Linked DNA regions of Homo sapiens: region 2 is linked to region 1. Evidence: chromatin loops called from intact Hi-C (ENCODE). Cell type or tissue: dorsolateral prefrontal cortex. All regions are shown on one strand. Links, peaks and the distances in the headings refer to the core of each region. The heading gives the core; the rest is flanking DNA.

The links. Peaks named below come from ENCODE experiments on the same cell type or tissue, not always from the same donor. Only the 100,000 strongest peaks of a DNase experiment are listed, where the experiment ranks them.
Region 2: it touches region 1 in a loop (2.1-fold over the local background); 15 of 110 quality-filtered maps call a loop at or near these places.

Annotation. Positions count from the first base shown.
Region 1 is chr2:25,192,222-25,202,238 of GRCh38, reverse strand. No RefSeq gene overlaps it. Among named protein-coding and RNA genes, the nearest start is that of LINC01381, 7.1 kb to the left of the region's middle. In dorsolateral prefrontal cortex, for the core only: a CTCF peak has its summit at 5,618 (motif pointing right); a DNase peak (open chromatin) is centred at 5,628.
Region 2 is chr2:24,826,652-24,836,668 of GRCh38, reverse strand. ADCY3 (adenylate cyclase 3) reads left to right here. Exons shown (of 22, transcript NM_004036.5): 10 at 1,733-1,875; 11 at 2,023-2,184; 12 at 4,920-5,007; 13 at 5,844-5,960; 14 at 8,508-8,767; 15 at 9,061-9,123. It overlaps LOC105377626 (a long non-coding RNA gene), which reads left to right and starts at 2,203. Exons shown (of 2, transcript XR_939842.3): 1 at 2,203-2,927; 2 at 4,309-4,589. RefSeq lists enhancers at 1,147-2,070, 2,071-2,995 and a silencer at 3,175-3,469. In dorsolateral prefrontal cortex, for the core only: CTCF peaks have their summits at 6,101 (motif pointing left) and 8,643; a DNase peak (open chromatin) is centred at 4,468; H3K4me3 peaks cover 1,025 bases; H3K27ac peaks cover 3,777 bases.

The sequences.
Region 1 (10,017 bases), core at 2,791-7,790:
AAAAGGGGGTCCCCAGTGGGAAGGGCCGTGGGGTGGGCTAGGGGAGCATCATGTCCTGTAACAGGAGATGTGAATGGCAGGGCGGGATGTGGAGGTTCAGGGCGGGATGTGGAGGTTCAGGGCCAGCCCAGGAGGCTGGGGGCCAGGTCTCAGGGTACAGGCAGGGGTCCGAGCAGCCTTCCTTCTGGGCCTGTCTGCCCAGCCAGGAGAATCTGTTGGTGCTCCCCACTGGAGAGGGACCAGGGCAGGGGGAGAGTGAAGGTGTGCACAGCGGGTGGTGAGCCTGACGGGAAGGGGCCCCGCCCACAGATCTTCCCAATGTCACATGAACCAAGGAGTTATAGTTAGAAGGCACCCATTCAAGTCCTTATTCAGCAAGTGCCACGCAGGCTCCTGACTGTGCTAGCCCTGTGCCCAGGAGGGTGGGTAGTGGTGGTTGGTGGGCAGAGGCCCAAACCCCTCTGTCATCTCTGAGGCTTCCCCAGACTCTGGCTCTGTGCCTTGCCCTGCGTTAGCCCCATGGGAGCCTTGATTCTGAGACTGAGGTCTTATGGGATGTCATTTGTCATGGGGCAGAAAGGTGGGATGGGAGAGTGGCAGTGGGAACAGAGAATAGTTCTGTTCTCGCTATCCCTCCTGTCAGTTTTGCTTTTTAAGTAAATCTGGAATCCATTTGTTTCTTTTCAGCTAAGAGTGCCACTGTTCCAGCCACATCATTTCGTACCTGGATGGCCACAGATCTCTCCACAACTCACTTAGGCCCCTGTGGTCAGTTCAGGCCACTGCAGTCTGTATGATCTGAAAGCAGTAGCAGCAGCAGTGGCGGCGACTTTTGATACTATTACAAAAAGTAGGTGGGGTGTGGTGGCTCAGGTCTGTAATCCCAGCACTTTGGGAGGCCAAGGAAGGAGGATCCCTTGAGCCCAGGAGCCTGAGACCAGCCTGGGCAACATCGCGAGACCTTATCTCTACTGAAAAAACAAACAAACAAAAACAATTAGCCAGGTGTGGTGGCAAGGGCCTGTAGTCCCAGCTACCCAGGAGGCTGAGGTGGGAGGATTGCTTGAGCCTGGGAGATACAGGCTGCAGTGAGCTATAATTGCACCACGGTACTCCAGCCCGGGCAACAGAGTAAGACCCTGTCTCAAAAAGCAAGCAAACAAACAATGATTAAAAAAAATATAAAATAAAAAACCTCAAAAGCAATACCTTCTTTTTTTGAGACAGTCTCACTCTGCCACCCAGGCTGGAGTGCAGTGGTGCAATCTCGTCTCACTGCAACCTCCGACTCCCAGGTTCAAGCGATTCTCCTGCCTCAGCTTCCCGAGTGGCTGGTATTACAGGTGCGCATCACCACACCTGGCTAATTTTTGTATTTTTAGTAGAGACGGGGTTTTGCCATGTTGGCCAGGTTGGTCTTGAACTCCTAACCTCAGGTGATCCACCCGCCTCAGCCTCCCAAAGTTCTGGGAATACAGGTGTGAGCCACGCACCTGGCCTCAAAAGCAGTACCTTCTTATGGCAATAACTCAAATACTAAAGGAGGATTTTAGGTGAAAGTCAAAGACAGACTCCCCTTTGCCCTCATCCCCAACCTCCAGGCCTGCTTCTCAGAGCAACTTGTTTCTTCTGTAACTCTTCCAATTTTTTTCAAAGTATATAAATGATTTTCTACGTGTGTGTATATGTAATTGCATGTGTATCGTTATATAGGTGTGTATGTATGTAACCTTAAAAATCAAATGATGAGACTTTGGCACCATGTATTTTTCCCTTGAAAGTACCCGCTGGGGCTCTGTTCGTGTTAACACGCCTGAGGACTGCCGTCCTTGTTTCCCAGTGTTTTGCTCTTACAGATAATGCTGCAGTGAAATCAATCCTTAGATGTGGAATTGCTGGCTTCTGGATATGCGCGCTTAAAATGTTGATAGCTAGTGCAAATTGCCTTTCACGATGGCTCTGCTGATTTCCATTTCCATAAATAATCCAATCTTTCTCCTCACTCTTAAAAATGCTTCCCCATCTGATAGGTGAAAAATGGTATCTTACCTTCATTTGTCTTTTAAAAATTATGAGGCCAGGCGCAGTGGCTCATGCCTATAATCCCAGCACTTTGGGAGGCCGAGGCAGGTGAATCACTTGAGGTCAGGAGTTCGAGACCAGCCTGGCCAACATGATGAAACACTGTCTCTACTAAAAATACAAAAAAAAATTAGCCAGGCATGGTGGTGGGCGCCTGTAATCCCAGCTACTCAGGAGGCTGAGGCAGGAGATTCACTTGAACCCAGGTGGCGGAGGTTGCAGTGAGCCGAGATTGCACCACTGCACTCCAGCCTGGGTGACAGAGTGAAACTCCAAAACAAACAAACAAACAAAATTATGAGTGAGTGAAGTGGAGCATTTGACATATCTCTTACACGCATGAATCTTTTTCTGCTGTGTGTTCTCTTGCTTCTTCTTTCTACTGGGTTCTTTATCTGTGGTTTATTGATTTCTTTTCTTTTCTTTTCTTTTTTCTTTTCTTTTCTTAGATGGAGTCTTGCTCTGTCACCCAGGCTGGAGTGCAGTGGCACGATGATCTCGGTTCACTGCAACCTCCACCTCCTGAGTTCAAGTAATTCTCCTGCCTCAGCCTTCTGAGTAGCTGGGGTTACAGGTGCCCGCCACCATGGCTGGCTAATTTTTGTGTTCTTAGTAGAGACGGAGTTTTGCCATAGTGGCCAGGCTGGTTTCCAACTCCTGACCTCAAGTGATCCTCCTGCCTTGGCCTCCCTAAGTTCTGGGATTACAGGTGTGAGCCACCGCGCCTGGCCAGTTTATTGATTTCTTCTTCTTCTTTTTTTTTTAGATGGAGTTCCCCTCTTGTTGCCCAGGCTGGAGTGCAATGGTGGGATCTCAGCTCACTGCAACCTCTGCCTCCCGGGTTCAAGCGATTTTCCTGCCTCAGCCTCCGAAGTAGCTGGGATTACAGGCATGAGCCACGGTGCCCGGCCTGGTTTATTGATTTCTAAGCATTCTTTGTAGTTGAGGAAACTGGCACATGGACTCTCATATTGTTGCAAATGTTTCCCCCAACTAATCTTTAAGTATTTTTGTCATAAGGAGTTTTATATTTTTTAGACTCAAATTAAGAATAGAGTCATGTTTTGTTCTCATGTGCTGATGATTCCACTTGTACATTTACGTTTTTGGTCTACCTGCAATTTATTTTGATATCAAGGAGAAAGGTGTGGCTCCACATGTAATTGTTTTCTAGGTGGCCAGCCATTTCCCCAGTACTATTTACTGAATAATCCATTTTCCCGACTGGTGTCGTTTTGCCTTTATCATATTCTAAATTTCCACATATACTTGGGTCTCTTTTAGTGTCTCTGTTGTGTTCTGTTGATCTTACTGCCTGTTCTTGTACGTGTGCCAAATTGCTTTATTTCTTCCAGGTTTCTAATGTATTTTTACTATGTGGTAGGGTTACTTTTTAGAGATTTACTGGCTATCTGCACTTAATATATTTTCCAGATGAATTTTCGTGTTATTTTATGGGTCTAGTGGGAAGGCAGCATGAAACACATCATTATAAAAGTCATTTAATCATATTGTCATAAGTGCTGCAGAGGGAAAGTCCTGGGAATTGGGAAAGGAGACAGCACGGGCCCTAAGATTTGGGTTTTATGTATCTGGCAAATATATAGGTAAATTTAAAGAGGCTTAACATTTCCACAATACTGACTTTTGTTTAAAACAAAATCTGTCTTTCCATTTATTCAAGTCTTGTTTTATGTCCCTCAGTAAAGTTTACAACTTTTCTTTAGAAATGTTTTACATACTCCTTGATAAATCAATTTCTAAACAGTTTGTTCTTTGTGTTGCTCTTATGAATGGACTCTTTTCTTCCAGTTAGTGTATTTTCTAACTGGTAGTGTCGTTACAGGGGACTTTTCTAAAAGGCCAGTCGCGCTCAAAAGTGCTCTGCCCCTTCAGTGGCTTCCTGTTCCTGCAAGGATCTCCCACACTTCCCAACCGGCTGACAAAGTCCTGTGAGGTCTGGCCCGCTCCCCTTCTCCCCTTCCTCCTCTGTTCTGTGTGCTCCAGGTGCTCACACAGCGCTCTCTCACTGCCGGGCCAGATGGCTCCTCTGAACCCCTGAGTTCTTAGCATAAAGAAGACTTCCTCAGGGAAGTGGATCCGGGATTGAGCCGGGGCTCCTGTACAACAATGTGATGACAATCATTCCTGTGGTCACGTTTTCCATGCTGCCTCTCCACAGCCTGTACTCCAAGAGGGCACAGGACTCTGCCTGTCTCCTTCCTTCTTTCTCTTCCTCTCCTTCCTTCTCTTCTTCTTCTTTCCTCTTTCTTCCTTCTTCTTTCTTTTTTTTTTTTCTTTGACAGGGTCTCGCTTTGTAGCCCAGGCTGCAGGGCATTGGCGCAATCATGGTTCCCTGCAGCCTTGACCTCCTGGGCTCAAGCGATCTCCTGCCCCAGCCTCCCGAGTAGCTGGTAGCAGTCATGCACCAACATGCCTGACTAATTTTTTAAAACATTTTTGTAGAGATGGGAGTCTCACTATGTTGCCCAGGCTAGTCTCGAGTAATCCTCCTGCCTCGGCACTCCCAAAGGGCTGGGGATTACAGACATGCCCCACTGCACCTGGCCTGCCTGTCTTCCTCACTGTCTCCCCAGCTGTTGAGTAAATTCACAGTATTGGGAATGGAAGTTGCATGCCCTGTTTTCTGGCCTGGGGGCTTCCTGGCATCCTGGACTTGGGGACAGTGAAAACTCATCTGGCTGGCAGACCTCTCAGCCAGCTTCCCTCACTCCTGCCAATAAAGAGACTGAAAGCTGAAAGCTTCATTGTTTTGTTTTGTTTTGTTTTGTTTTTTTGAGATGGAGTCTTGCTCTGTTGCCCAGGCTGGAGTGCAGTGGCAAATTTTTGTATTTTTAGTAGAGATGAGGTTTCACCAGATTGGTCAGGCTGGTCTCGAACTCCTGACCTCAGGTGATCCACCCGCCTCGGCCTCCCAAAGTGCTGGGGTTACAAGCAAGCTGAAAACTTCTTCTTCTTCTTTTTTTTTTTTTTTTTTTTTGAGATGGAGTTTCGCTCTTGTTGCCCAGACTGGACTGCAATGGCACGATCTCGGCTCACTGCAACCTCTGCCTCCCAGGTTCAAGTGATTCTCCTGCCTCAGCCTCCCAGGTAGCTGGGATTACAGGTGCGTGCCACCACATCCGGCTAATTTTTGTAATTTTAGAAGAGACGGGGTTTCGCCATGTTGGCCAGGCTGGTCTCAAACTCCAGACCTCAGGTGATCCGCCTGCCTCGGCCTCCCAAAGTGCTGGGATTACAGGCGTGAGCCACCACGCCCCGCAAACCAGTGATTTTTAATTGTTTTGTTCACGGCCATTGCCTGAGACAGTAGGCGCTTGGTAAACACTTCATTGGATCAGTGAACTAGGTTTAAAATAGGCATAAGAGTGAAAGCTCCCGTGGCAGCAAGGGTATCAAGGTAACGGGATTACTTTGTATTCCTGTATTATATGTCTCCCAGGATGTCTTTAAGGGAATTAAGGAACTTGTAAAATGAAAAAAAATTCCGTTTCCCGTGATGGTACTGCACCGGGTGGCCACCAGAGGGCAGGGCTGCCCTACTGTCAGGGATTGTAACCACCAGACCGAGTCTTCTAAAGTCTTAAATAATGCAGGGCTTTAGGTACAGGTCACAGAGCCTCCCACCTGGGGACCTTCACGGTGACAAGACTCAATCCCCATTTCTCCCTCACCGAATCTCGGCTTCCTAGACTGAGGCAGAAGCATCTCTCTCTTGCTCTTGTGTGAAGAATACAGTCTGTCTCACTGGGCCCACACCTTCGTTCTTGAGTAGTGAGCCCTTCTGAGCGCTCTTTCTGGGATCAGCAGTGAATAGAAGGCAGTTCCTACCCTCTTGGAGCGTGTCCCAGGCTTGCTAACCCTTAGATTCACACAGGAAAGCTCAGGTTTGGAGAGATGCCAAACCCTGCAAAAAAGCCAAGAGCTTAACTTAGGAACCTAGATTTATTCATTGCTGTATCCACTCAGCAGGCACCTGGTACTGACTCCTATGGCTGGGGCTTGTGTGAGGGTTCATTCATTCTCCCCAAAGATGTCTGGAATGCTTGTTCTCTACGGATGCTGCTCCAGGACTAGCGGAGGCAACAGTTTCTATTCTCAGGAAGCTCACAGTGTGGTAGTGGTGGGGAATAGGCCATAAACACATAAATATATAACGTAAAGCTGGTGATAAATGCTATGAAGAAAACCAAGCAGGATAGGCACATTGAGAGTGATGAGCTGGGGTGCTATTTTGTATAAGGAGGTCTGGGAAATCTCTGATGAGGTTTCTTCTGAACAGAGACCTTAATGAGGCGAGGGAGCAAGGGGTCAGGCTGTGCAAAGGCCCAGAGGCAGGAGGGTGGGAGGGAGTGTGTGTGTGTGTGTGTGTGTGTGTGTGTGTGTGTGTGTGTGTGTGTGCATGGTGGAATGCAGACCCTGTTGAGGTGCAAGATCCTGCAGATCCTTGTAGGCCATCGTAGACTTTGCCTTTTGCTTGGGGTGATTTGCTGTGTTTTTTTTGTGTGTGTGTTTTTGACACAGAGTCTCACTCTGTTGCCCAGGCTGGAGTGCGGTGGCATGATCTCGGCTCACCGTAACCTCTGCCTGCCAGAATCAAGTGATTCTCGTGCCTCAGCCTCCTGAGTAGCTGGGACTACAGGTGCCCACCAGCACACATGACTAATTTTTGTATTTTTAGTAGAGACGGGGTTTCGCCATGTTGGCCAGGCTGTTCTCGAACTTCTGGCCTGAAGTGATCTGCCCACCTTGACCTCCCAAAGTGCTGGGATTACAGGCGTGAGCCACCATGCCTGGCTGTGGCTTGCTGTGTTGAGAATAAACTGCAGTGGTGCAAGGTAGTGGCTGGGAAACTGGCTAGGAAGCTGTTCTAATCAGCAAGAGGTGATGGTGATGGTGGTGGCTTTCACCTGGGACACTCCGTAAATGCTTGCTAAATTGAACTGAGCTGTTTTGGTCAATGCTTGCTTAAAATCATGACCTCTTGGCCCCTTGCAGAGAATGGAGAAACCACCATAGGAACAAAACTTCAAAAAAGAAACTGTCCTGATTTTGGTAGTTGGTGTTAAAAGGAAGTTTCACTCCTATTTTCAAGCAGGAACCATGGAGTTCTAAAGTGGAAAGGATCCTGGCCAGAAATGCTGTACGGACCTTCAGTTTGACAGACGAACTGTCTGAAGGTTGGCGAGGTGACTCACCTGGGGTCACACAGCAGCATCGTGGCCACCTGGGATTCTGGAATGAAGACTCTTTCCCTGCAATTGTGTTTCTCTTGCTGCTTTGTTAATTCAGCAAACATTTCCCAGGCCCTCGGAGCAGTCTGCTCTGTTCCCACGGTACGAATCCCTTGTCTTCTTGGGTTCTGCTGAAGTCTCTCAGTTACTCTGGCCACATGCTGTGCCCATCAGCTGATCAGCTCTGCCAGGTCATGCCTGGCAATCCACACCTTGCCTTGTTTTCCCGGGATGCTGAGCTGGCTCTGGTCCTCTCTCCACGTGGCAGGCATCTTGGCCCTCTCACTCACAATCCAGAACAGTTGCAATGTGGATGAGTGAAAATTTGCAGGATCTATCCAAAGTGCCCTTGCCCTTTGACCCAGGAGTTCCACCTCTAGGATTGATCCTATTAGCAATGCATGAAGGTTCATGCACAAGGAGCACTGTTCAGTGCAACATGTTTTGGAACAGCCTTGCCTGTAGAAACTCCTGCAGCCTGTGGCGCATGCTCTTTTTTTTTTTTTTTTTTTTTTTTGAGATAGTGTCTCGCTCTGTCGCCCAGGCTGCCAGGCTGGAGTACAGTGGTACAATCTCGGCTCACTGCAACCTCTGCCTCCTGGGCTGAAGTGATTCTCCTGCCTCAGCCTCCCGAATAGCTGGGATTACAGGCGCATGTCACCACACCCAGCTACTTTTTGTTTTTTTAGTAGGGATGGGGTTTCACGGTGTTGGTCAGGCTGGTCTCGAACTCCTGACCTCAGGTGATCCACCGCCTCAGCCTCCCAAAGTGCTGGGATTACAGGCGTGAGCCCCCATGCCCAGCCCTCCACACTCTCCTGATTTCTTGTCTCTTCCTGGCTCCTCCTCTGTCACCACACTCTAAATGTGAGTGTCTCCCTGGGCACTAGGCTTTCCCAGTTCTCACCTTATGCTGCTGTCATGGTGTGACTCTCCACTCCCTTGGTTTTAAGCCACCTCCGCGCTGACTCTCCCATGGTCAAGTCTCCAGGCCTGATCTGTCAATGGTCCAGCTTCTCACAGCCAGTTGCCTTTTTTTTTTTTTTCTGAGATACAAATCACTTACCATAAAATTCATCATTTTAAAGTGCATAATTCAGGGCTGGGCATGGTGGCTCATGCCTGTAATCCCAGCACTTTGGGAGGCCAAGGTGGGTGGATCAGCTGAAGTCAGGAGTTCGAAACCAGCCTGGCCAACATGGTGAAACCCTGTCTCTACTAAAAATGCAAAAATAAGCCGGGCACAGTGGCGGGTGCCTATAGTCCCAGCTACTGGGGAGGCTGAGGCAGGAGAATGGCTTGAACCTGGGAGGTGGAGATTGCAGTGAACCAAGATCACACCACTGCACTCCAGCCTGGGCAACAGAGTGAGACTCCATCTCAAAAATAAACAAATAAATAATGTGCATAATTTGGTGGTTTTTTGTATGTTCCCAAGGCTGTGCAACCATCACCACTAGATAATTCCAGAACATTTTCACCACCCAAAAAAGAAACCCATGAGCAGTCGCTCCCCATTCCCCCATTCCCAGCCCCTGGCAATCAGGACTCTATTTTCTGCCTCTATAGATCTGCCTATTCTGGACATTTTCTATAAGTGGAATCATACAATATGTAGCCCTTTGTGCATGTTATTTCATTTAGCATAATGTTTTTGAAGTGCATCCATGTTGTAGGATGTATCAGTACTTCATTCTTTATGTTTAAAAACAATTTTGTTGGATACCATGTTTTGTCCATCCATTCATTCATCAGTAGATGAACAGTGGGCTGTTTCCACTTTTGGGCTTTTATGAATAATGTTGCTATGAACATTCATGCATCAGTTTATTCATTCATAAATATATACACATATACATATATACACATATATACACACACACACACACACACACACACACACACATATATATATATGTTTGAGACAGAGTCTCGCTGTGTCCCCCAGGCTGGGGTACAGCGGTGTGATCTCGGCTCACTGCAACCATCTGTCTCCCAGGTTCAAGCGATTCTCCTACCTCAGCCTACTGAGTAGCTGGGATTAGAGGCCTGTGCCACCACACCCAGCTAATTTTTGTATTTTTAGTAGAGACAGCATTTCACCATGTTGGCCAGGCTGATCTCGAACCCCTGACCTCAAATGATCTGCTTGCCTCAGCCTCCCAAAGTGCTGGGATTACAGGCGTGAGCCACTGCGCCTGGCCTGCATACACCAGTTTTCTTGTGAACATGCTTTGGATTCTCCTGCGTACACACCCAGGAATGCAGTTGCTGGCCCATATGGTTCACTTCAGAGGAGGTGCCAGACTGTTTCACCGCAGCTGCACCATTTGCATTCCTATCAGCATTGTATGAAGTTCCAGCTAGGCCTCTTGAAGTTTTCCCTGAGGGGTCCCAGGGGGTTGTCACACTTCACATGTCAATGTCTGAACACTTTCTCTCCTTTGTATTGGTAAATGGCACACGCTGTTCAAGCCAGACACTTGGGGGCCATTCTTCAAACCAACAACATTTCTGACCCCTCCAGCCGTCAATAAGACCTCTCAATCCTACCTCCCAAATAAATCTCAAACCAGTTAATTTTTCCATCTCCACTGCCAACACCCTATCCAAGCCACCAGCATTACTCACTTGAACTGCATCATAGTCTTCTGCTGGGGGTCCCCACTTCCAGACTTGT
Region 2 (10,017 bases), core at 3,799-8,798, 370 kb after region 1:
GCTCTGATGGCCCGGAATCCTGTAGATTTGAGATCAGTGAGGACATCCATGGAAAATTATATAGGATCTGAGACCATTTTGGAAGTGAGATATCAGACCTGGACTCACCCCTCTGGCTAGGTTCAAGCCCCACAAGTTCCATGCAAGATGGGATATTTCCTTAGCCCCCAAAGGCGAGGAATTAGCATGCTGTCCCAGAGTGCAGGGTGCCTCTTGGGGAGCACCCAGAACTGGTCCCTGACCGCAGGGCGTCTGGAGCACGTTCACTGATGGAGGTCAGTGCTGCAGAGATGGGATGTCTGCCCTGCTCGGGCTCACCGCGTGAGGGGGACAGGAGAGCTGGCCCTGGTGCCATTAGAGCAGATGCCGTAGAACAAGAGGGTAGATGGGGCTCAGGGTAAATTAGGTTTTTCTTGAGTCCCCCAACATTCAGTAACTTTTCCTTGTTGCAGTTTTCTTGATAGAAAGTGGGGGTCCAGACTCAGGGCACTCACTAGCAAGGAGGACACAGATGCAGCTTTAGCAGCCTGATTTTTCGGGCCCTGACCCTCAGCCAGGGCCACGCTGCTCCCGGATCTGCTTCAGGAACAGGTTCCCGCTGCTGCCACAGACCATCCACGTGATTTTACAGAAGGGGAAGATGTGGCTGGGGAAACATTATCTGGGGTCAAACTGTCAACCAGTGGCACACCTGTGCCTGTGCTTAAGACCAGGGAGTCTTTTTTTTTTTTTTTTGAGATGGAGTCACGCTGTCACCCAGGCTGGAGTGCAGTGGCGCGATCTTGGCTCACTGCAACCTCTGCCTCCCGGGTGCAAGAGATTCTCCTGCCTCAGCCTCCCAAGTAGCTGTGATTACAGGCGTGTACCACCATGCCTGGCTAATTTTTGTATTTTTAGTAAAGATGGAGTTTCACTATGTTGGCCAGTCTGGTCTCAAACTCCTGACCTCAAGTGATCCACCCACCTCAGCCTCCCAGAGTGCTGGGATGACAGGCGTGAGTCACCGTGCCCGGCCCCAGGGAGTCGTGACTGTGGCTCCCAGATGCACTGTTGAACCCGTTCAGACAGCTCTCAGCCCGTCTCAGTGACTATTCAGACTGATGGCTGTGTCATCACAGCCAGGATTCCTGTTTTTGGAGTTGATGCTTTTTCTTTGGAACTGGGAATAAAAGGGTAGTGGGTGCCCCAGCTCCACCTACCCGCCCCTTGTCAGCCCTCTAGTGATGAGGACATTCTTCTCTCTCCCATCACTTTCCCCCTCAGATCTTCCTTTCCAAATGAGCCAGATGTGAGTTCCTTTAACAGTTCCCTGAAGCCCTAGAGTTGGGAGCCATTCATGTCCCCAGGCTGCCAATGTATATGGCCCCCACATCAATACAGCAGGAAGTGCCAGGACTGCCTCAGCCCAGCAGCTGTCTCCGATTACAGGTCTCCTGCTCAGGAGCCAGGGGCTGCTCCCTACAATGCTGTCATTAGCGGACCCTCCCTGCAGAGCTCTGGGTGGGGGGCCCGGGGAGCCAGGAAAGACTGGAGCTTTGGGTGTAGATCCAGGCCACATGGAGCCACGTGGGAGCATGGGGAAGACTTCCCGGAAAGGGATTTTAGAGCTGGAGGGATTGGTCCTCCGAGTATGCCCTCTTTTGTTCCTTTCCTCCTCCACCTCTGTCTTTCCCAGCTCTTCCCCACCACTCTGTCCCATCTGCCCCACTCACGCTGCCTCCCTGGCTCACAGGCCGACAACCCCTCATTCCCCAACCCACGCCGGAGGCTGCGCCTGCAGGACCTGGCTGACCGAGTGGTGGATGCCTCTGAAGATGAGCACGAGCTCAACCAGCTGCTCAACGAGGCCCTGCTTGAGCGAGAGTCCGCCCAAGTGTAAGCGCCACCCGGAAGCGTCCAGGCCCACCACTCCTCCCGGGCCCTGACAAGGGATTCAGGAAACTGAGCATCCCAAATACGGCCCCCCTGCTAGGCCAAGGCAGATGTGGCATTTGGGATTCATGGGGCTTGTTCCCACTGCAGAGTAAAGAAGAGAAACACCTTCCTCTTGTCCATGCGGTTCATGGACCCCGAGATGGAAACCCGCTACTCGGTGGAGAAGGAGAAGCAGAGTGGGGCTGCCTTCAGCTGCTCCTGCGTCGTCCTGCTCTGCACGGCCCTGGTCGAGATACTCATCGACCCCTGGTGAGGGAGGGGCCGGGGAGGGCCACGAGTTTCCTCGGCTGCGGTGGTGCCGGGCGGGGGGCGGGGGCAGGTGTCTCAGCGGGAGCCTGACATTGGGGAGCAAGCCAGTCTCTGCTCCCTGACCCCCACTGGGACGGCCCCCACAGGCCCCAGGAGTGCTAGACGGCACCCTGGGCATCCTTCCTTTTCCCTGCCCCGCGTTTTGGAGCAGTCCTAGCGTCAGAATGGGGATCTGGCCAGGATCAAGAGAGCTGAGGGACAGAGGCCTCCAGAAGGCTGGAGACCTTGGCTAGATGGGCCCACACTGATTCTTGGGACAAAGATGGGGACACTGCGTCAGTCTCAGTCACCAAGGCTGACCTGGCCCCTCTCTTGGCTCATCTTGGTAAAGATAGATTTTAGGCTGTGGGCACAGACTGACGCCCTCTCTAACGCAGCAGTAGGTCCTCCAGGGCAAGGTGTGGCCTCCTGGAGTCCCCAGCTGGTGAAGCCCTGTCTGAGGGTGACGACCACTCTCTTGTTCTCCCTTTCTCCCCTCGGCCAATCGGGGATTCCCCGTCACAGAGGAGGGGTCTGGAACCCTGCTGGGATTACAGTTTGTCAGGAGCCTTGGGCTGGGTCACACTATCTAAGGTTGCGGGTGTGTGACCACGTGCAGGCCACTGCAGGCTCCGGCAGCATCTGTTTCCTCATCTGTGAAATGAGGAGAACAACCCCTGCCCTAGCGGACACTCACGACTGTGGTGAGGCTCAAATTCACTCATTCCATAAGTATTGATTGGTTGTCTGCTTCATGCGTGGGGATCAAGGGCTGGGGCTATGGCAGCGATGCGGCACACAGAAACCCCTGCTCTCGTGAAACTTGGGTTCTGGTAGGGGAAGCTACAGGCAAAAGCAATTAAACAATTAAAATATGCATCCATGCGAGAGTAAGTACTGCAGACACAGGGAAGGCAAGGAAGGGAGGCGGGTATGCTGCTGGGGAGCTTTGTTTTGTTTTGTTTGCATTTTGATGTGGGATGGTCAGAGCAGGACTTGCTGGCAGGATAATATTTCAGTAACGCCTGGAAGCGGGTGAGGGGCGAGCCTTCTCCTATCTGGGGGACACCTGCTTCGGATAGAGGTGCTGAGGCTGGAGTGGCCTGGCCCCTGGAGGCACAGTGAGGAGGCATCGCATTGGGAACGGGCCACAGGAAGAGTAGCAGGAGTCCAGCACAGACGTGGGGCCTCCTACACGCCACTGCAGGGTGCCAGCTTCCACTCTTAACACAGGAGGCCGCCAGAACAAGGGAGCAGAGGAGTCCCCTGTTGTGACATATGCCTGGAGAGGCTCACTCCTGCTGAGAACAGCGCTTAGTGAGCACAGCGGGAGCAGTGAGACCAAATAGCGGCCCAGACAAGCCACTGTGGTGGCCAGGCCAGGCCGAGGATAGAGGAGGATCAGTGGTTGGATTCCGTCGATAGATGCTGAATGTATTTTGGAGACAGAGCTGACAGGATTTGCTGGCAGATTGGTTGTGGGGCGTGAGTGTGGAGTTGAGGATGTCTCCTGGGCTTCTGATCTGAGCAACTGGCAGGACGGGGGTGCCGTTAACCAAGATGGGGACAAGGTGGAAAGATGAGAGTGGAGAGGCAAAGATCAGGAGTTTGCTTTGGGACACGTGAAGTTTGCAGTGCCCACAAGCCAAGGAGGCCAGCATCCATGATCTGGAGTTTGGAGGGCGGGTGGGGTTGGAGACGTGAACCTGGCATCACCAGCATGCAGGCTGTGCTGCAACACGAGACTTGCTGAGCTCAAGGCAGCGTGTCCAGATGCAGAGACAGAAAAGGACTCAAGAAACCAAGCGAGAAAAGTGTCTCAAGGAGGGGTGAGAGGTGACTGAAAATGGGACATGGATTTAGCTACCAGGAGGCTTCTGGGGCTCTTGGCAAGGACACCTTCCAGGGAGGGGTTAAACGGGAATGGGTGTGAGCAGAGGGTATAGAGAACAGGTTTCCGGGAGTTGTCAGGTTAAGGTGGATGTGTTGAGTGTGTCCACTGTGAAGCTGGGGGTGGCTGTCACAGGCAGACTCTTAGCCCCCGGCAGCGAGGGAGTGATGCTGCTCCGTGCTCTGTCCTTTCAGCACAGCGACATGGCAGGGGTGCATTCCTAAGATCCCTGCCCAAGTTTATCCTGGGCTGTGCCCAGGCCACCTGTGAGTTGTTCCCTCTCTGGGAAATGTCCCAGGCAGCAGCTGCAGCTGGAGAGTGGCCCGCTCCCAGGCCGGCACTCAGCTGGCGGCCCGTCTCATCAGGGCCTTTGTCCTGTTCTGCACGGCAGGCAGCAGCAATTCCCTGGCACCGCGTGGAGCTGTACAGGCTCGTGCTGTGCTGAGAGGCCTCCCCGTCCCCTGCCCCCGGCCCCTGTCCCCTGCCCCCTGCCCCCTTCCCCCGGTCCTTGTCTGCTGGCCCCTGCCCCCGGTCCCTGTCTGCTGGCCCCTGCCCCCGGCCCCTGCCCCCAGTCCCTGTCCGCTGCCCCCTGGCCCCTGCCCCTGTCTGCTGTCCCCTGGCCACTGTCCGCTGTCCCCTGGCCCCTGTCCGCTGTCCCCTGCCCCCTGGCCCCTGTCCACTGTCCCCTGCCCCCTGTCCGCTGTCCCCTGGCCCCTGCCCCCATCCCCGTCCCTTCCTCTCCTAGCCCCTCACCCCATCTCACTGTCCCCTCTGGCCTCTCCCAATTGTCTTCTCTCTGTCACAGGCTAATGACAAACTATGTGACCTTCATGGTGGGGGAGATTCTGCTCCTCATCCTGACCATCTGCTCCCTGGCTGCCATCTTTCCCCGGGTAAGAGGCACTTTTCTACTGAGCTCAGAAGCCTCTGGAAGTGAGTGGCACTCCCTGTAAAACTGGGCAGTGATGGAGTTATTCTTTCTGTCAAATCTGACAGGCAGACACTCCTCTGTTAGGACGGTCCAGGCACTTGCCCATCCATTCATTCACCATCAGCAGAGCACTCCCTCTGGCTGGGCCACCAGGCTGTGGCAGGCTGTGGTGGGCCACGGCTGGGCCGTGGTGGGCCTTGTTGGGCCGTGGCGCTGCAGCACGTATGAGTACGGCAGAGTCTGGGTAAACAAGAACCTGGGTAGAGAGGAAGTGGAGGGCCGGCTGGAAGGTGGGTTGGCCCCGATGGTGAAGGCCCTTAGAAGCCAGACTAAAGGGATTAAAACTTTCTCCTGTAAGGCACTGAGGTACCAAGCAGAGTTTTTTTTTTTTTTAATCAGAATGACAAAGGTAAAGCAGTGTTTAGGAACATAAATCTGACAGGTGGCTCGCCAGGTCACTTGGAGCCAGGATAGGCAGGAGTAGCTGGCCAGAGACGAGCAGCCCTGAAAACTGTTCCTGCCCTGGCCTCACCTCGTCACCACGTCTGCTGTGGAAAGGGCTGCGACCTGGAGGCTGTGCTGTTGAACAGGCACATCGAGGAGGTCCAACACAGCGTCAGAACTCCCACGCCCTCTTCTCAGCTCTGCCCCTTGGTCAGCTGTCAGGTGACTCCCAGGCAGAGTCCGTTTTGAGGCTCCTGGGACTGGAATACGGGACCAGCCTGAGTTGCTGTCAGTCACGTCGCAGGAGAAAGGACTGGCAAAGGCTCATGGCCCTTGAAATTCTGTTCCTTCTAGGCCTTTCCTAAGAAGCTTGTGGCCTTCTCAACTTGGATTGACCGGACCCGCTGGGCCAGGAACACCTGGGCCATGCTCGCCATCTTCATCCTGGTGATGGCAAATGTCGTGGACATGGTGAGCTCCTGCTGTCCTTGTTGAAGGGACGCCCCTGTTCTCAGTGGAGAAGGGCTTCTGTTTGGGTCACACAAGCAGTTTCTCAGTCCATCCCTCCACCGTCATGTAGCTTTGGAGTGGCTCTTAGGTTCCCAAACACATCATCCCCACCTAGTGGAAGGAGTCTTGTCCCTGTCATCCAGGGAGCCTCTGGGATGGACTTGTTTCCTTGAAGCTCCTCTCCCAGAGTCCGAGAGCACAGTTCCATGTGCCCAGGCCTGTGCTAGGTACCTTATGTATGTTGATTCATTTAATCTGTGAAAAAGTCCTGAGCAGTTGTACCAGTATCTGCAGTTTCATAGGGAGAAACTAACTCTCAAAAAGGGTAATTGGTTGGGCGCGGTAGCTCACGCCTGTAATCCCAGCACTTTGGGAGGCCAAGGTGGGCGGATCACGAGGTCAGGAGTTCGAAACCAGCCTGGCCAACATGGTGAAACCCCATCTGTACTAAAAATACAAAAATTAGCCAGGCATGGTGGTGCACACCTGTAATCCCAGCTACTTGGGAGGCTGAAGCAGGAGAATCGCTTGAACCCAGGAGGCGGAGGTTGCAGTGAGCCGAGATTGAGCCGCTGCACTCCAGCCTAGGCGACAGCAAGACTCCGTCTCAAAAAAAAAAAAAAAAGGTAATTCACTTGCTCTAGGTCACACAGCCAGGAAGTGACAGAGTCCAGAATGGAGGCAGTTCTAAGTCCCAGTCCTGTGTATTCTTCCTCCCTGAGGGGGCAGCCAAATGCTTTCTTGGGGAAAAGGGACAGGAGTTGGGAGCCCAGATCTATTGGTTTAGAACCACTGGGCACGTATTGAGCACTACATGCCTGGAGCTGTCATCAGTGTTCTCTTGTCAGTTGTCACGGCCTCCTCTAATTGTGGTAGTACCATATACACTATCTTCCTTTTTTTTCAAATATAATGTTATTGTTGTACTTTAACAATTGGAGCACACGGTGCCGGGCGCAGTGGCTCACGCCTGTAATCCCAGCACTTTGGGAGGCCAAGGCGGGCGGATCACGAGGTCAGGAGATCGAAATCATCCTGGCTAACACAGTTGAAACCCCGTCTCTACTAAAAATACAAAAAAATTAGCCGGGCGTGGTGGCAGGCGCCTGTAGTCCCAGCTACTCAGGAGGCTGAGGCAGGAGAATGGCGTGAACCCGGGAGGTGGAGCTTGCAGTGAGCCGAGATTGTGCACTGCACTCCAGCCTGGCAACAGAGTGAGACTTTGTCTCAAAAAAAAAAAAAAAAAAAAAAAAAAAATTGGAGCACACAAATACAACCAACATGGAGACTTATTCTGCCAGTGGTATAAGTGAAAAAGCTCCAGGGCTGCAGCTAATCAGAAGTCCAGTGGGGGGCCGGGCGCGGTGGCTCACACTTGTAATTCCAGCACTTTGGGAGGCTGAGGCAGGCAGATCACTTGAGGTCAGGAGTTTGAGACCAGCCTGGCCAAGATGGTGAAACCCCGTCTCTACTAAAAATACAAAAATTAGCCAGCCACAATGGCACGAGCCTGTAATTCCAGCTACTTGGGCAGCTGAGGCAGGAGAATCGCTTGAACCTGGGAGGTGGAGGTTGCAGTGAGCCAAGAATGCACCACTGCACGCCAGTCTGGGCGACAGAGCGAGACTCCATCTCAAAAAAAAAAAAGAAAAAAAAGAATAAGTCTACTGGGAATGAGGAGTTAGGGGCTCCAGAGCCTACCTTGGCCAGGGGTTGCTGGTGCCCACTACCCAGGGAAGAGAAGCCCCAGGCCCCCTGCATGTCACAACATGCCTGGAACCTGGCACCCAGGTGTGGAGGTCACCACTGCATGGGGTCCTGGACACTGTACAGGACACCTGGAGATGCTGTCACTCATGGAGGGGTAAAAAGCTAGGGAGGTGTAACAACTGCTCATGCTAGAATGACATGGCGGGAATCGCGCAAGCAAGACAAGGTTGCCCTGTGGGTGAAAGTTACAAAAAGGGGGGGTTGATTCCGGTTCTGGATGCGCTTTCTCCCGGCCGCATCTGCCCAGTAGCAGAACCAGTAAAGAATCCAGAAGGCAGTGAACATCCCCCCAATGGAAGGATTTGGGCAGAGACTAGCTGTCATCACGGGGAGGCTGTGAGTGGGGCTCATGGTCCCGTGGCCCCTCCTGAAGCAACAGTGTGATATGGGGAAGAACATGTTGGATTTGAAGCCTAAAGACTTGGCTCCTACTTTTGGCTTTTCTGCTTGCTAATTGTGTTTGGGCAAATCTGGCCCGAGTTTTCTGTACAATAGGGACAGTACTAAAAATACTCGAGAGAGTTTTTGTGAATGTCAAATGAGGCAACGGCGAGGCTCTTAGCTGCAGTTACTAACTTTCATATGATTAGTCCCTGGTAAATTTCCCCATCTTTCCCGGTATTTCTGGGGGAGCCGCGGGAGGTGGCAGCTGAGCGTGCACTACCATGCACAGCCCTCTGTGACCAGCACCTGCTGTTCTCTTGAACGTGTGTCCCTGCCCGCCGTCCTGGCCTCCAGCTCAGCTGTCTCCAGTACTACACGGGACCCAGCAATGCAACGGCAGGGATGGAAACGGAGGGCAGCTGCCTGGAGAACCCCAAGTATTACAACTATGTGGCCGTGCTGTCCCTCATCGCCACCATCATGCTGGTGCAGGTCAGCCACATGGTGAAGCTCACGCTCATGCTGCTCGTCGCAGGCGCCGTGGCCACCATCAACCTCTATGCCTGGCGTCCCGTCTTTGATGAATACGACCACAAGCGTTTTCGGGAGCACGAGTAAGATGAAGCGTGACTGGGGATCTGTATTGTCTCCTTCCTCCCGCCCGCAAAGTCCTCAGTTCAAGCTCATGGGCCTGTGCTGAGGTGGCTTTCTGCCACTAGGGGTCCTCAAAGGCTTGTTCAAGAACCAGTTCCTGGCTGCTCACAGACGTATCACTGTTTGGCTAGGACCTGAGAATAGATTCTTCCCATTCTCCCCGAGTGGAGGACTTGGGATACCCCGGTGCCTGGCTGGGCATCAGGCTCTTGTTCCCAGATGGGGCCTGACTGTGCTGTTATCTGTCCAACAGCTTACCTATGGTGGCCTTAGAGCAGATGCAAGGATTCAACCCTGGGCTCAATGGCACTGACAGGTAAGGGCCACGGCTTCCCCTCCTGGCCTGCACTCACAGCCCTTCTTCTAGAGACAGGAATATAACAGGCCCAAGCCCCGGGATCTCACCCTCCCGGGAGGCACGTGACCTGATACGTGCAGGTTAGAGAAGCTGGCATGGGTTCCTCCAGGAGGGCTGCAGCAGTGCAGTGAGGAGGGAAGGAAATACCAGGTGGATGGCAGCTGCATGTAACTGGCTGGCAGGACAGACAGGCAGCAGGAAAATGAGGAGGGAGGAAGACGCTTTGGATTTGGACCTGGCTTCTGAGCCTGCAGCAGGCAGTAATTCTCTGTGGGTCACAGGCAGGTCCGTTTCCATGAGTTGCAATTTCATCTCTTGAGGAGGATACTGAACCAGAAGTTCTCTAAGGTCCCTGCCAGTGCCAAGGTTTTAAAATTTTATGATTCCATGACTTGAACAGACCTTCAAGGAAGTTTAGAAATAAAAAGATGACCTAATAGAAGAGGGGTAAAACCTGCATAGCCCTTAGCAAAAGAAGAACTCTAAATGGCCACTAATAAATGGCACTCAAGTAATCAAGGAAATGCCAGTTACACCCTAGTGAGATACCATCACACACGTACCGGTCCAGATAACTCTGACAATATCAAGTACAATAGTAACTCTTACACTCCTGGTGGGAGTATGAGTTAGTACAACCGTGTTAGAAAATATTTTGATCTATTTAGTAAGGTTGAAAATAAACCTGTGTCCCAGCAATTCCACTCCTACATACACACCCACGCAGACGTGTGTATATGTGTATATATATATATACACACATCTTAGAGAAATTCATGCACATACTCATGTCCCAGGATATATGTATGAGAATGTCCAAAGTGGCACTGTTCGTAATAGACATACCCCCTC